Linked DNA regions of Homo sapiens: region 1 is linked to region 2. The links are chromatin loops, found by intact Hi-C in ENCODE. Cell type or tissue: endothelial cell of umbilical vein. All regions are shown on one strand.

The links. Hi-C counts contacts between places; a loop is a spot of excess contacts. Peaks named below come from ENCODE experiments on the same cell type or tissue, not always from the same donor. Only the 100,000 strongest peaks of a DNase experiment are listed, where the experiment ranks them.
Region 1: a loop joins it to region 2, with 7 times the contacts of the local background. A loop is called at or near these places in 4 of 110 quality-filtered maps.

What each region holds. Positions count from the first base shown.
Region 1 is chr9:13,685,018-13,693,017 of GRCh38, forward strand. No RefSeq gene overlaps it. Among named protein-coding and RNA genes, the nearest start is that of LINC00583, 240 kb to the right of the region's middle. RefSeq lists an enhancer at 3,509-4,049. In endothelial cell of umbilical vein, a CTCF peak has its summit at 4,177 (motif pointing left); a DNase peak (open chromatin) is centred at 4,174.
Region 2 is chr9:13,571,040-13,579,039 of GRCh38, forward strand. No RefSeq gene overlaps it. Among named protein-coding and RNA genes, the nearest start is that of LINC01235, 140 kb to the left of the region's middle. RefSeq lists a silencer at 4,551-4,845. In endothelial cell of umbilical vein, no CTCF peak of the experiment used is centred here; a DNase peak (open chromatin) is centred at 4,722; H3K27ac peaks cover 1,245 bases.

The DNA.
Region 1 (8,000 bases), 110 kb after region 2:
TCTGTGTGCTTCCCACCCTATACAGTGTGACTGTATAGGAAAAAACATAGTTCAATACTATCCATGGTTTCAGGCATCTGCTGGGGGTCTTGGAATTAATCCCCTGTGGGTATGGGGGGGCACTACTGTAAACAACATAGAATCAGAGATTTTTCTGTTTCAAAGTGAAAATAGACCAAACAGATTATTGTACAATCCTTTAATCTACAAGTAAGGAGACTGAGGCCTCAAGAAATTTGATGAATTCCCAGGCAGAAGTGAGCAATAGACTTGAGTCCAACACTTGTCATTGAAGTTGCCACATCCACTAGTCTTCTACTTCCATGATTTCTTTTCTTCCCCTTGGCCTAGTTTTCCATTCCAATGACTTTCCCCACCCTTCTTGTCACTCAGTTTTTCTCTGGGACGAGAGTTTTCCCAGATGGCCCAGAGAGTGAAAACTAAAATAAATTAAAATCATTCTTGTAAAATTTGCTTTGTTTATTTCCATTATTGCTAATAATATGTGCTTCTTTTGTTTTTGTTTTTGTTTTTCTCACTCACTTGATGTGGAAACATTCACCCCAAAATAAATTCTCAATCAAGACTATTCTCTCAGTGTCCAGGAGTAAGCAGTCTTTAGGCACAAAGAGACAAAGAGTCTTCTCATCTCTGTCTACAGATTTCTTTTTGCCAAGGCATTAAAGTTAGTAAATAATGAGCTGGTGGTGCCTTGGGCTGCCTACTGAGCGCCCATTTCCTGGTACACATGCTTTTCCCATATTTATTCTTCAACAGAAGGTTAAACCATCCTTGGGTCGGGGGAGGGCATGCCACTGTGGCAGAGATTACTAACCCCAGTTGGCAGGTACTCATTGGGGTCCCCTGTTCTTTCCATTTATTTAGAAGGCAGAATAGGGAGCAGCAGAGACATATCCTTCAAGGAAATATGCTCAGTGATAGCATGGCAAGTTTTTCCAGCCCAGTTTCCAGAATTAGAAAAACTACTCACACACCATCCAACTGAGACAGTAGTAGATATGAAAAGGCTTCTTCAGTTAAGCAGATATATATTTAAGTCCATAAAGAACATATATACAAAGTGCCAGGCCCTGTACCAGAGACTAGAGCACCAGGGACAAACAGGACAGACAGCTTTTGATCTCTACCTGAGGGCTGCACAAAGTGCTCTGGGTCAGCACTGGGACTTAGCCATCTCCTTCTGTATTAGTCCATTTTCACACTGATGATAAAGACATACCCAAGACTGGGCAATTTACAAAAGAAAAAGGTTTAATTGGAGTTACAGTTCCATGTGGCTGGGGAAGCCTCACAATCATGGCAGAAGGCAAGGAGGAGCAAGTCACATCTTACATGGATGGCAGCAACCAAAAAGAGCTTGTGCAGGAAAACGCCCCCTTATAATAACCATCAGATCTTGTGATACTTACTGTCATGAGAACAGCATGAAAAAGAACTGCTCCCATGATTCAATTACCTCCCATCAGGTCCCTCCCACAATACGTGTGAATTCAAGATGAGATTTGAGTGGGAATACAGCCAAACCATATCTCCTTTTTTTGGAACAAGTCCTTTCCTTCAGTCAATAACTACATCCTGATTACCTACTATGCTCCAGAAACCCTATTAGGCTCTCTGCAGGGTACAAATAGCTACAGTCTTATCCTCAAACAATATTCAGAATAGCTGTGGAGCCAAGATACACAGAGTCACATGAAAAGATAAGTTAATAATGAAAGGAACTGGTACTTTCTGGCACTCTGGAATGTTCTATGTCTTGATCTAGGTGGTGCTTACACAGGTATCTACATATGTAAAAATTCAATCTACATATTTAAGATTTCTGTACATTTTAAGATTAAAAAGTAAGGCAAGGAATTATTTGTTTTACATGTATATATATCCTCATACAATTCCAAAAATGATTTGAACCTTTTTACAAAGATATGCACAATTACCAGATTGTAAAATAAATAAGGGAGAAAACTGGAGGAAAGAAAAATAAAGACAGGAAATAAAAATAAGCCAAAGTTAATGCTATTACTGCACCCAAGCACCGCCCCCCCAACCCCCGCCAAATACATGACATTAAGTGTCACTTGTTACTTGTGGTGGGCTACAATTCTGGCTCTGAGTCTATGAAAAGAGGGAGATGCCGGGCGCGGTGGCTCACACCTGTAATCCCAGCACTTTGGGAGGCCGAGGTGGGTGGATCACAAGGTCAGGAGATCGAGACCATCCTGGCTAACACAGTGAAACCCCGTCTCTACTAAAAAAAATACAAAAAATTAGCCGGGCATGGTGGTGGATGCCTGTAGTCCCAGCTACTCGGGAGGCTGAGGCAGGAGAATGGCGTGAACCTGGGAGGTGGAGCTTGCAGTGAGCCGAGATCGTGCCACTGCCCTCCAGCCTGGGCTACAGAGCGAGACTCTGTCTCAGAAAAAAAAAAGAGGGAGACATGACTCATGATGATCACAAGATAAAAACAAAATAGCAGCTCAGGAGAAGGCCACCTATTCTTGGTTTTGAGGACTGAGAGACATTTTTCCCCACGGGCCTGCATGAAAAAGACACTGTAAAATATATCAAATCATGTCCCCAATAACATCCATACAATATATTTCACAGTGCTTTTTGCTGGGTTGTTTCTCATAAAGTTTTTTTTTTTTTTTTTAATGTGGGATAGTGGTATAATAGCAGACCACAGTTCAACAAAAGCAATTATACAGGGACTAAAAGGACACAGGCCAGAATATGAAGTGTTATTTGAGTAAAATAGATATTCTCTTAGTTTCAAAGCAGGGGAGTAGAGATGCAATGTAGAGAAATTGAGAAAGCCTTCATTGAAAAGGAGATATTCAGCTGGACCTTGAACAAACATCGGAAGATATCAGATAAACTAACAGGAATGAAGAGGTCACTCAAAGAGGGACAGGTGCAACCAAGAGGTGGAAGAAAGAATATGAAAGAAAATAAGTCATCCAGGCTGGTTTATAATGAAAAAATGGGCAAGAAGACTGAGAAGGTAAGTTGAGACCAGACATTGGAGGTACCATAGGTCAGGCTAAGCAGTTAATTCATCATCTTAGAGATAAACGGTAGAGGGGAGCTGAAGTATTTCAGGCTTCTGGACAGAATAGTATTATGATAAAAGCTATTAATATTTAGGAAGATTCCTCTGACTGTCTTTGGCCAAATAAATTAGAAAAGCAAGTTTTGGGGGGGGTGGGGTGCAAAACAAAAAAGAAAAATTAGAAAAGCAAGAAGGACCCAAGTTAGAAAGCTCTTCCCTAAATTCTCTAGACAATGCCTCTGTGATAGAACTTAGAGGTATCCTATATTTACCTGCACACAGGTTAAGACTGGCTGAAGGTAATTGTTTCTAAGGCCACAATGAAGCCACACCCATAACCACCAGTTAGTTGCCTCTCCTGAGCCATGGTTTAAATTTAGGCTGTGGTTTGAAACAACAACAAAAAACAGCTAAAGAAACCAAGGAGGAAGTTTTGGATCTTTCTCAAAGCAACATGGAAAAGAAGGGAGAGATGGAAAACAAAATATTTTGGAAGGGAGTGGAAAAGATGACCTACTCATGGCACTAAAGGCATACAGGGCAAAGGAATGTGTATGTCTAGAACCAAAGAGCAGGGCTGCTTCTCTGGCGTCTCCAGGGGAAAGGAAAGATGTTATGCAAACCTGTATGAAAGGGGAATCACTTCCTCACATGGCTCAGGCTGTTGTTTACCAGAGTAACATTCGGGCTCCAACTGTCCTTTCTTATAGAGAAAGGCTGTCTCCTGCTGTTTGTGGATCCAAGGCCTGCTGAAAGCTGTTTAGAAGTGCATACCACTCCATGTGCAGCTCCTTCATTCCTTTGCTGTGTTTGCATGCCTCACCGAGCATATTCACTGTCCTATGCCTTGCACAAAACCCTCACGTTCCTTTTTGGAATGCCTCTGTGTCTCTGTGTGTACTTGAATCTCCAGGCCAATGAACATGAGCTTCCTCCTTCTCAGCACCTGAGGAAAGTTTAAACAAATGTAAAGGCATAAAAACCTTTCTTCTGTCCTGATCTAGTTGACTAATAATGTATATATTGTTTTCTGTTTTTGAAAAAACAAGAAAAAAAAAATCTCTCCCTGCCTTTGGAAAAAAGCATGACAAGAGGCTCCACCTGCTGGCCTAGGGGCTTCCAGAAGTTTCAGACCTATTATCTCAGATTGGAAATAACATCCATTCCTACTCTTCCCATTGGTAGTTTTGAAATATAGTGCCATGTCATAGTGTCCATGGACATCACTTGGTTTATGCAGTTCTCCAGCTATTCAAACAGTCTGTAAGCCAAATACTTCTGGTGCCATGAAAAGAGCATTAGACTAAGAGTCAAAAACTCTACAACTCCACCACTTACTATGACAATGACATTGGGAAAATGCTTTTCTCTAATTTTTCAGGTTTTTTTCAACTGTACAACGGGAATTACAAGCCTTTTCCTCTCCATCTTACAGGTTGGTGTTGAGAATCAAATTGAGAACATTAAGGACATGAACAACTTTGTAACTGAAACACCCTGTAGGAACAAACAAGAGCCATGGCTTTTAGCCTAGTGGAGCTTTGCTGTGAAGAACTTTAGGAAATCTCTTCTTGAAAGAAACTTTTCATGTTAGGGTAATTTCTACAAGGTCTTGGATCTTTGCTGACAGAAGGAAATTCTTCAAGTTGCATCCTTAATGTGATTTGCTCTCAATTCATCCTTAGATTGTGATGTTCCTCTACCTCTCCCAGTGTGGGAGTTGGTGGGGATGAAGAAGCCAGGAACTTTGGTAATAAATCAACCCAGAGGGCAGTTCTCCCTCTAAACTTCACATCTCACGTAAGGTAAATGATGAAAAAAAGCCCTTTCGCTTACTTTTGTAATTGGCCCTTTTCCATCCTACTAGCCACATAAATAAGTGGACTGGAAGGGCACCTAGAGATAACATAAAGCAATTCTCACACATGAAGGGCATGGTCTGAGCCTAAGGGACTCATGCAAAGTTAGCCAGCTAGCCAACTGGGCTTACACAGTTTTCAAGCTCACAGATGTCTAGGTCTAAACTTAGCAGAACTTATGAGACTCTGAGTAGCTCTGAGATCGTTACTCACCTTCCTATGACTTTGTTTACTCATTTAAAAATAGATATGGAAAATGATCCTACCTCAAAGGGCCCTAGGGTAGTGTGGGCACAAAAAGTACCTTGCCAAGTTATGACTCTTTATAAATGCGTTTAATTATTATCATTTAATTAGAATTTAGAAGTCTGTATTAAAGCCTAAGTTTTAGGATAGTTTTACATAAATGCAATTAGCTTATTTATATGCATTATGTAAAAAATATATTCATATATATTATAAATACCATATATTATAGAACATATGATATAGATAACATAATATATAACCCATATATATCATATTATAAATATATGTTATATAATATATAATGCATATAATTGTATGCACGTGTATTATAAAATTTTATAGACACTGAAGATATGATTACTATTATGAATATTCTGCTAAAAATTTGAAATAGGAAGCATCTAAATTATTTAAACATTTTAATTAATAAATTTCATTTTGTAGAGCAGTTTTAGGTTCACAGCAAAATTGAGCACAAAGTACAGGGTTTGCATTTACCCTGTCTCCACACTCACACAACTTCCCCTACTGTTACTCTCCTCATAGCACCATCATAATACATTTGTTATGATTGATGAGCCTACATTGACTCATCATCACCCAAAGTCCATGGTTTATATTAGAATTCACTGTTGGTATTGCTCATTCTGTGGGTTTTTGACAACTGTAGAATGACATGTATCTACCATTTTAGTAGCATATCGGATAGTTTCATTGTCCTAAAAATCTGCTGTGCTCTGCCTATTTATCTCTTCCTTCCTCCTAACCTGTGACAACTGCTGATCTTGTTACTGTTTCCAAAGTTTTGCTCTTTCCAAAATTTCATATAGTTGGAATCATACAGTATATGGTCTTTCCAGATTAGTTTCTTTCACTTAGTAATAATCATTTAAGTTTTCTCCATGTCTTTTCAAGGCTTGAAAACTCAATCTTTTTGGTGCATAATATGTCATTGTCTAGATGTACCATCATTTATTGATCTACTCACATACTAAAGGACATCTTGGTTGCTTCCAGCTTTTGACAATTATGAATAAATCTGTTATAATCATCTTGTGCAGGTTTTTGTATGGACAAATCTTTAATTGATTTGGATAAATATCAAGGAGCAAAATTGCTGCATCATGTGGTAAAAGCATGTTTAGTTCTGTAAAATACTGCCAAACTCTCTTTCTAGGTAGCTGTACCATTTTGCATTCCCACCATCAATGAATGCACATTCCTGTTGCTCCACATCTTCACCAGCATTTGATGTTGTCAGTGTTTTGAATTTTGGCCATTCTATTGGGTGTGTATCTCATTGATGTTTTAATCTGCAATTCTCTAATAATAAATGATATTAAGCATCTTTTCACATGCTTACTTACCATCTGTATATCTTCTTCCGTGAGGTGGCTTTTCAGGTCTTTTGCCCATTTTTATTTGGGTTGCTTACTTTCTTATTGTTGAGTTTTAAGAGTTCTTTGTGTATTTTGGATAATAGTCCTTTATCAGAAATGTCTTTTGCAAATATTTCCTTCCAGTCTGTGGCTTGTCTTCTCATGCTCCTGACATTGAGTTTCACAGATCAGAAATTTCCATTTTAATGAAGTCCATATTATCAATTCTTTCTTTTTTTAATTTAATTTTTAAGTTCAGGGGTACATGTATAAGTTTGTGCAGGTACATGTGCAAGTTTGTTTGACTTGTGTCATGGGTTTTTTTTTTGTACAGATTATTTTGTCATGGAGGTATTAAGCCTAGTACCCATTAGTTATTTTTCCTGAACTTTTCCCTTCTCCCGTCCTCCTCCCTCCAATAGGCCCCAGTATGTGTTGTTCCCCTCTAAGTGTCCACGTGTTCTCATCATTTAGCCCCCACTTATATGTAAGAACACCATGGTATTTGGTTTTCTGTTGCTGCATCAGTTTCATAAGGATAATAGCCTCCAACTTCATCAGTGTTTCTGTAAAAAACATAATGTTCTTTTTATGGCTGCATAGTATTCCATGGTGTATATGTACCATATGTTCTTTATCCAGTCTGCCATTGATAGGCATTTAGGTTGATTCCATGTCTTTGGTATTGTGAATAGTGCTGCAATGAACATACACATTCATGGGTCTTTATAATATAATAATTTGTTTTGGGGTGGGTATGTGACCAGTAATAGGATTACCAAGTCAAATGGTATTTCTGAGGAATTGCCACAGTGCTTTCCACAATAGTTGCAGTAATTTACACTTTCACCAACAGTGTATAAGTGTTCCTTTTTCTCTACAACTTCACCAGCATCTGTTATTTTTTACTTTTTAATAATAGTCATTTTGACTGGTGTGAGATGGTTATCTCATTGTGGTTTCAATTTGCATTTCTCTAATGATCAGTGATGTTGAGCTATGTTCCATATGATCACTGGTCACATGTATATATTCTTTTGAAAAGTGTCTATGTCCTTTGCCTGCTTTTTAATAAAGTTGTTTTTTTCTTGTAAATTTATTTAAGTTCCTTATATATTACTGGATATGAGACCTTGTCAGATGCATAGTTTGCAAAAGTTTTCTCCTATTCTGTAGGTTGTCTATTCACTCTGTTGATAGTTTTATTTGCTGTGCAGAAGCTCTTTCATTAAATTAGATCCCATTTGTCATTTTTTTCTTTTGTTGCAATTGCTTTTGGTATCTTTGTCATGAAGCGTTTGCCCATTACTATGTCTAGAATGGTATTGTCCAGGTTGTCTTCCAGGGTTTTTATAGTTTTGGGTTTTACATTTAAGCCTTTAATCCATTTTGAGTTGATTTTTGTATATGGTATAAGGAAGGGGTCCAGCTTCAAACTTC
Region 2 (8,000 bases):
TTTGTGTGTTTGTTTGTTTTTACTAGAGACAGGGTTTCACCATGTTGGCCAGGCTGGTCTTGAACTCCTGATCTCAGCCTCGACCTCCCAAAGTGCTAGGTCGTGAGCCACTGTGCCCAACCCAACCCTGTCTTTTCTCTGAGTTCATTCTCCTCTTTTCTAGTTATCCACTGTAAGGTACACAAGACTGAACTGAAAGTTACTCCTTTCTATTTGAACACAAGCATGATGCAAGTTATAAGTTGCTCATGGTACCTAACTAGAAGTCTGACACTATTTCCAAGGCTTGTTCATCCATGAATTGCTATTCTCTATGAGACCTGTGTGTTAATAAATCAATATTTAATTAATAGCTATCACATGCTGCTTATATGTTTTTCAAACATAGGTAAATTGTGTCAGAAATGTCATTTTAATACTTCATCTGGCTGGGCGCGGTGGGTCACGTCTGTAATCCCAGTACTTTGGGAGGCCAAGGCGGGTGGATTGCTAGAGCTCAGGAGTTTGAGACCAGACTGGGCAGCATGGCAAGACCTTGTCTCTACCAAAAATGCAAAAAACTTAGCTAGTTATGGTGGCATGCACCTGTAGTCCCAGCTACTTGGGGGGCTGAGGCAGGAGAATGACTTGAGCCTGGGAGGTCAAGGCTGTAGTGAGCCAAGATCGTGCCACTGCACTCCAGCCTGGGTGACAGAGAGACCCTGTCTCAAGAAAAAAACAAAACAAAACAAAAACAACTTAATGTCTAAGATGCTTTTGAAATTAAGGATCCAGCTAAACATTCAGGGGTTTCCCCCTTCTGCTGGATGGAGCCATGTTACATTGAAGAAACCCAGGAAGCTAGAGCTGGAGCTAGAGCTGGGGGTAACTGTTACAAGCATTTCACAAGTAATGCGAAGTCTTCCAAGTAATGTGGAAGACTTTTGGTAATACTGCTGACTTTCACAGTTGTTTGCTTATTTCACAAAGCCAAAGAGCTATATTACCCTGTATTCCTCACTGTAGCTCTGATGTGTTTCCAATACTAGAAGAAGGAGTATAATAGGCGATGGGCCATAGCATAGCATATCAGAACTTCCACACCTAAAATGTCCTTCAAATGATTTTTCAAAGTCCTTTAGCCTCTCTGAAACTTGGGTTTCTCATCTGCAAAATGGGAATGAAATTATATTGACTCTTGCCAATTCACAGGCTTGTTGTAAGGAACAAATTAATCTTTATTAACTTTAGATCACTATACAAATGTTCATTATTATAACTATTATTTGTGTTACTGCTTTGTAAACCACACAAGGCTATATGATTGCCAGTTATAATAATTATTATTTACATTAGAATTGTGTTGGCAATGCCTTACCAAATCTGGCCTTCTTCCTCTTTTCCCTAATTCAGAGTGGCTCCATCCAAACAGTTGAATGAGCTTTGACACCACCCTCTCCCTCATTTCTCATATTTTATCTATCTTAACTTCTATTGATTTTGAACTTCTTCAAGCTGAAGGAATTTAGGGCAACACATTGTATTCAGATCTGATGTGTAGTGGTTCCTAGCTCAACATTGAATAATTGAATACATTTATAAATATTTTATAGGTATTCGTATCCCACTTTAATTCAAAAGAAGGATTTAAGGAAGGTTATATGACACATAAATACAACAAATTAGCATATGAAAGAGGTAGCTGGGAAATACAAAGATAAACTAATGGTAGGTACCTGAAACAGAATCAGGAATAAGATTAATACAAAGTCCTAACATTGAGTCCTTTTTTTAAAATTTATTTTTTATTTCAATAGGTTTTGGGGTAACAGGTGGTGTTTGACTAATTTCTTTAGTGGTGATTTCTGAGATTTTGATGCACCCATCACCCATGCAGTGTACACTATACCCAATGTGTAATCTTTTATCCCTCACCACCCCCCCATGCTTTCCACCGAGTCCCCAAAGTCCATTATATCATTCTTATGCCTTTGTGTCCTCATAGCTTAGCTCCCACTTATGAGTGAGAACATACAATGTTTGGTTTTCCATTCGTGTTACTTCATTTAGAATAATAGTCTCCAATTCAACCCAGGTCGCTATAAATGCCATTATTTAGTTCCTTTTTATGTCTGAGTAGTATTCCATTGTGTGTGTGTGTATGTGTGTGTGTGTATATATATAATTTTCTTCATTCGTTGAGTGATGGGCATTTGGGCTGGTTCCATATTTTTGCAATTGCAAATTGTACTGTTATAAACATGGGTGCAAGTATTTTTTTTGTAAAATGACTTCTTTTTTCCTCTGGGTAGATACCTAGTAGTGGGATTGCTGGATCAAATGGTAGATCTATTTTTAGTTTTTTAAGGAATATTCACATCTACTTTTAGTTCTTTAAAGAATATTCACATTGTCTTCTACAGTGGTTGTACTAGTTTACATTCCCACCAACAGTGTAAAAGTGTTCCCTTTTCACCACATCCATGGGAACATCTGTATTTTTATTTATTTATTTATTTTTTGATTATGGCTATTCTTGCAGGAGTAAGGTGGTATCTCATTTTGGTTTTGATTTGCATTTCCCTGATAATTAATGATGTTGAACATTTTTCCATATGCTTATGGCTATTTGTATATCTGCTTTTGAGAATTGTCTATTCATGTCCTTAGCCCACTTCTTCATGGGATTGTGTGTTTTCTTCTTGCCGATTTGTTTGAGTTATTTATAGATTCTGGATATTAGTCCTTTGTCAAATGTATAGATTGTGAAGATTTTCTCCCACTCTGTGGGTTGTCTGTTAACTCTGCTGATTATTTCTTTTGCTAGGCAGAAGCCTTTAAGTTTAATTAAGTCTCATCTATTTATCTTTGTTTTTGTTACATTTGCTTTTGGGTTCTTGGTCATGAAGTCTTTGCCCAAGCCAGTGCCTAGAAGAGTTTTTCCATTGTTATCTTCTAGAATTTTTATCGTTTCAGGTCTTAGATTTAAGTCTTTGATCCATCTTGAATTGATCTCTGTATAAGGTGAGATATGAGGATCCAGTTTCATGCTCCTACATGTGGCTTGCCAATGATCCCAGCACCATTTGTTGAATAGGTTGTCTTTTCCCCACTTTATGTTTTTGTTTGTTTTGTCAAAGACCAGTTGGCTGTAAGTATTTGGCTTTATTTCTGGGTACTCAATTCTGTTCCATTGGTCTATGTGCATATTTTTATACTAGTACCATGCTGTTTTGTTGATCTTATAGTATAGTTTAAAGTCAGGTAATGTGATGCCCCAGATTTGTTCTTTTTGCTTAGTCTTACTTTGGCTATGCAGGCTCTTTTTTGGTTCCATATAAATTTTAGCATTGTTTTTCTAGTTCTTTGAAGAATGATGGTGGTATTTTGATAGGAATTGCATTGAAATTGTAGATTGCTTTTGGCAGTACGGTCATTTTCAAAATATTGATTCTACCCATCCATGAGCATGGGATGTGTTTCCATTTGTTTGTGTCATCTATGATTTCTTTCAGCAGTGTTTTGTAGTTTTCCTTGTAGAGGTCTTTCACCTCCTTGGTTAGGTATATTCCTAAGTTTTTGTTTCTGTTTTTGCAGCTATTGTAAAAGGGACTGGGTTCTTGGTTTGATTTTCAGCTTGGTTGCTGTTGGTGTATAGCAGAGATACTGATTTGTGTCCATTAATTTTGTGTCCTGAAACTTTGCTGAACTCATTTACTAGTTCTAGGAGCTTTTTGGATGAGTTTTTAGGGTTCTCTAGGTATATGATCATATCAACAGCCAACAGTGACAGTCTGACTTCCTCTTTTCTGACTTGGATGCCCTTGATTTCTTTCTCTTATCTGATTGCTCTGGCTAGGATTTCCAGTAATATGTTGAATAGAAGTGGTGAAAGTGGGCATCCTTGTCTTGTTCCAGTTCTCAGGGGGAATGCTTTCAACTTTTCCCCATTCAATATAATGTTGGCTGTGGGTTTGTCATAAACGGCTTTTATTACCTTAAGTTATGTCCTTTGACATTGAATCCTTACTATGAATGGGTCCGATTGTAACTAGACATTTCAGTAGACTCAAAATTTAGTGGTCATGAGATGGAAGCAAAAAACATTGTCTAAGACAAACACATGTATTCTGAATATAATTACAAGCGAGAAATTTCTGGACAAATCTCCTAAAAAGGACTCAATGAAATGTAATAAATAATATTCCTAATGATATAATTGTAGAAGGTATGTGTAACAGTTTCACAGAGCTGTTTCATTAAATGTTTTTTGTACTTGGTATTAGAGGTATTAAAACATGTAAGATAGACCTTGCTATCAAGGAATCACAAAGAAAGAGAAATCTACATTAGAAAAATCAGTGCCATTCACTAAGATAAGTTGAACAAGAGAAGGAGGTTGCATAGTGCAGTGGGGCACAGAGGAGAAAGTGATCATTCCCACTGAGTGGGCCAAGGATGCCTTCTTGGAAGACAGAGCACCAGATCTCCTGCATTTCTTCGACAATTTTTATCAATTGTCAACTATGTGGTAGGCAAGATGTTAGGTGCTAAAACTATGATGATGAAGAGAACAATGTCTTTGTATTTATAAGTAGACAAGGCCTTTAAGAGCATTTCAGTAAGAAAGACTCTCCCTTGTTTGTGAGTCATTCCCCGCCCCCCAACTGTGAACCTTTAATAACAACAGATCTCTTGCTTGCCACTGCCTTCTGAAAAGGAACATGGAACAATATCAGGAACTGCATGAGATGCTCTAGCCACTGTGCAAAGCTGCCAGAGGCCTTGGGAAAGGAAGTAGATAAGAAATAGGCTTCTAGGAATGCATGGGATGCCTCTACTTTGGACATAGGGAGGAGTGACTGAACCAGGACAAAACAAAGACCTGAATGTTTGGCATCTAGGAAGGCCAGCAGATATTACTGACCTCCAATTGAAATAACATGCTGGGAAATAGACATGAAAGTCATCTTTTTACAGCAAAGAAAAAAGAATATGCAACTCCTTTCCCTTATTTCTGAATAATTGAGATGAGCCAAGTTAATCCTACTGTCAGGGTGGGTATCTTGATTTTTCCAGTGACCAAGCTTCTGAGATACTTCCCACTGGTAGTGAACTGTTAGACCAAAAAAAAGTCAATATTAGTACAAATAACTCTTTGTTATTGCCTGTATAAATAATGCTCTAATATATTTCATTTAATATTTCCATGTGTGATTTTTTTTGCTGTATATAAAAGCAATACTCCTCAATTAGTCAGCATGCCTTGGAGGATAACAGCATATGCTATTTGCAAGGAAGTACTTGGCACTAAGAGGCAGCACAGAAATATTCAGTAGAGATTCCATTAGTCTGATGCTCAAAAAAGGGAGACAAGGTGCACTCATAAAACAATAAAACAACATATTATAATAAGTTACAGTTATATGATAAGTGTTATATGCACAGTATAGAAAATAGCTTATTGACAAAATGAGAGGAAGAAATCACTGGAGCAAGAAGAATCAAGAAAGATTTTATAAAAATTGGGACCTGAAGAGTGGGAAGAATTTAGATGGGAAGGACATCAGGCAGAAGCATTTCAGATCAGAAGAGAAAAGCTTATAAAGGTGTAGAAAAATAACTTTAAAAAATAGCATATGCAAATCTGGGAAGCAGAAGATGAACTATTAACACAATTGCCAAAAGAGATCTGTCTCTGTCTGTCTGTCTCTCTCTCTTTCTCTCCCCACCACCTCCTTCCCTGACACACACACACACACACACACACACACACACACACACGCCCGCACGCACGCATGCACGCATTCTTGGGAAGTTTGAAACCTTTGAGAAAGTAAATAGATGTAGATTCATAATGAAATATCCATCCTTATTAACAAACATCTGTCAATATACATTCCTTCAAAGGCATAAACATTACCAAATGAAAACTCATACAAACAATCCTCCAGGAAAAAAATAGCTTAATGCCAAATACGTCAATGCTGGTAGGTTAATTCTAGATAGATATGGTGTAAAACAGTAATTATCAGGGAGTTGAACCTGAATAAACCACATTCTTTGTTAAATTCAAACCCGATTAGTAGTACTAAATATCAGACTAAATCAAAATTTTTGTTACAAATAAAACCTAGCGTTTGTTTTCACATGTTTGCTTTAAATATATGCTGGAATATATTCTCTGAAACAAACTGGCATATCTTCTATTTTGGTCTCAAACAGAAAATTCTACCATAGTTTTTAAAATGTTAAATGATACACACACACACACACACACACACACACACACACACGATCTTCAGAGAAGTTAAGTTGCACAAGATCACACGTCAAAACAACTCTTTATGGCTACAGCACCCTGTGCTTTAAGTTATAAGAGTGAAAATCTCTTATAAAAGTAAAAATCTAAAGTTGTGTGCCAGAACCCCAGGGGAGCCTTTTGCATGCAAATGCCAGAACTAGCCCCAGATCCATTGAATCAGAATCGCCAGAATGGGGCCCAGATGTGCAGATTATTTTTAAAAAGTACTCTTTTAAGATATTGATGCATATCCCTATTTAAGATGCTGCCTACCAAAACTACAAAACAAATGAATGCATGAATGAATGAATACATCAATCAATAAAGGAATAGGGGCCCAAGTTTGTCACTGAAGTTTAGCAAGACAAGATGGAGAAATATTAATCTTTGTACCTTTCTTCCTCTGCCTCACTTCCCAACGGTCTTTTAATTAATCAGAACTCTACATTGCCCGAAGGAAAACTTGGATTGTAATAGCAGGGAAAAAGACACAATTTATGTTTATTTTTAGTGTTTCAATTAGGCTCTAGAGAATCACAAAGGCCTGGAGAGCAACAGCGTTGACTGGAAGAGAATGGGAAAAAGGAGGAGGGATTGCTACCCTTCCTAGGGTGTTCATGTAGGACACAGGCAATGGGTGAGGAAGTGGGGAATAAGACAGACATCCAACTAGCTCCTGCTAATATGGCACAGAATGAAACACGTTGAGAAAAATGACAGTAACATGCTGTCAAAATATGGAGGCAAAGGAGATTAACTCTGCCTGGTGACACCTTAAAGAATCTCCGAGGAAGTTAGCACTGGAGTTGGCAGTCAGTGCATGTGATTTCCCATAGATAGAGAATGCGGGAAAAAGCATTCTGGACACACCTTATTTAGGCAGTATCATATTAGATGTAGGCAGTTTTTATTAAGCTGAACAAAGCAGGTTCAAGAAGAAAAAATTGTTGTATTGCTAGAACTTTTTAGTTCAATTCTCTACCACTTTGAAAGATATAAGAAATACATAATGAAATTACTATGATTATTATTGATCGCATTCATAATTATTTTAGCTAATTCATAATTTGTTGAAGACTAGCAGATCACTTTCACTCACCAGGAGGTCCCTAGCCAAGGTGCTTTTGGTGGCTTCTCATTCTCAATCTCCTCTTCCCTTGCCCACCAACCCTGATCTGACACTTGCAGGCTGCTGGATTGTCAAACCTGTTACGTGCTTCCAGTGACTCAAGTCACTAGCCTGAAAATACAGTCCTCTGTTGAAATGCTCCATGCATCTGAACTATGGAAGTATAGAGCGAGTGCTCCAATCTTTGTAGCCAACTCTATCCGCAACTCATCAGTAGCTAGTGGGGAAAGTTTCAGGTCACGTAGAACAACTGAGGAATAGATTATAAAAGCTAAAATGTACCTTAGAGACAATCTACTCCTCTGTTTTTATAAACTATTGATTTTGAGGTTCAAAGAGGTTAGATAATTTGTTCATATCTGGAAGCTTCTAAGGTTCAGAAGTGAAACTTGGACCTAAATCTAGGTGCAGTATTTGTACTCCAATACCTGCGAAGGAAGGGAGTGGAGTGTTCAGCAGCAACACTCAGGACTGACTTTGCAGGGTGCTACTTCTCCTACCTACTTCACTTTAGGGCCAACTCTCATGTGAACTTGGTGCTTTTTCTTACTAATTTACTTTTCCAAATGAAGCAAAGATTAAAATCCT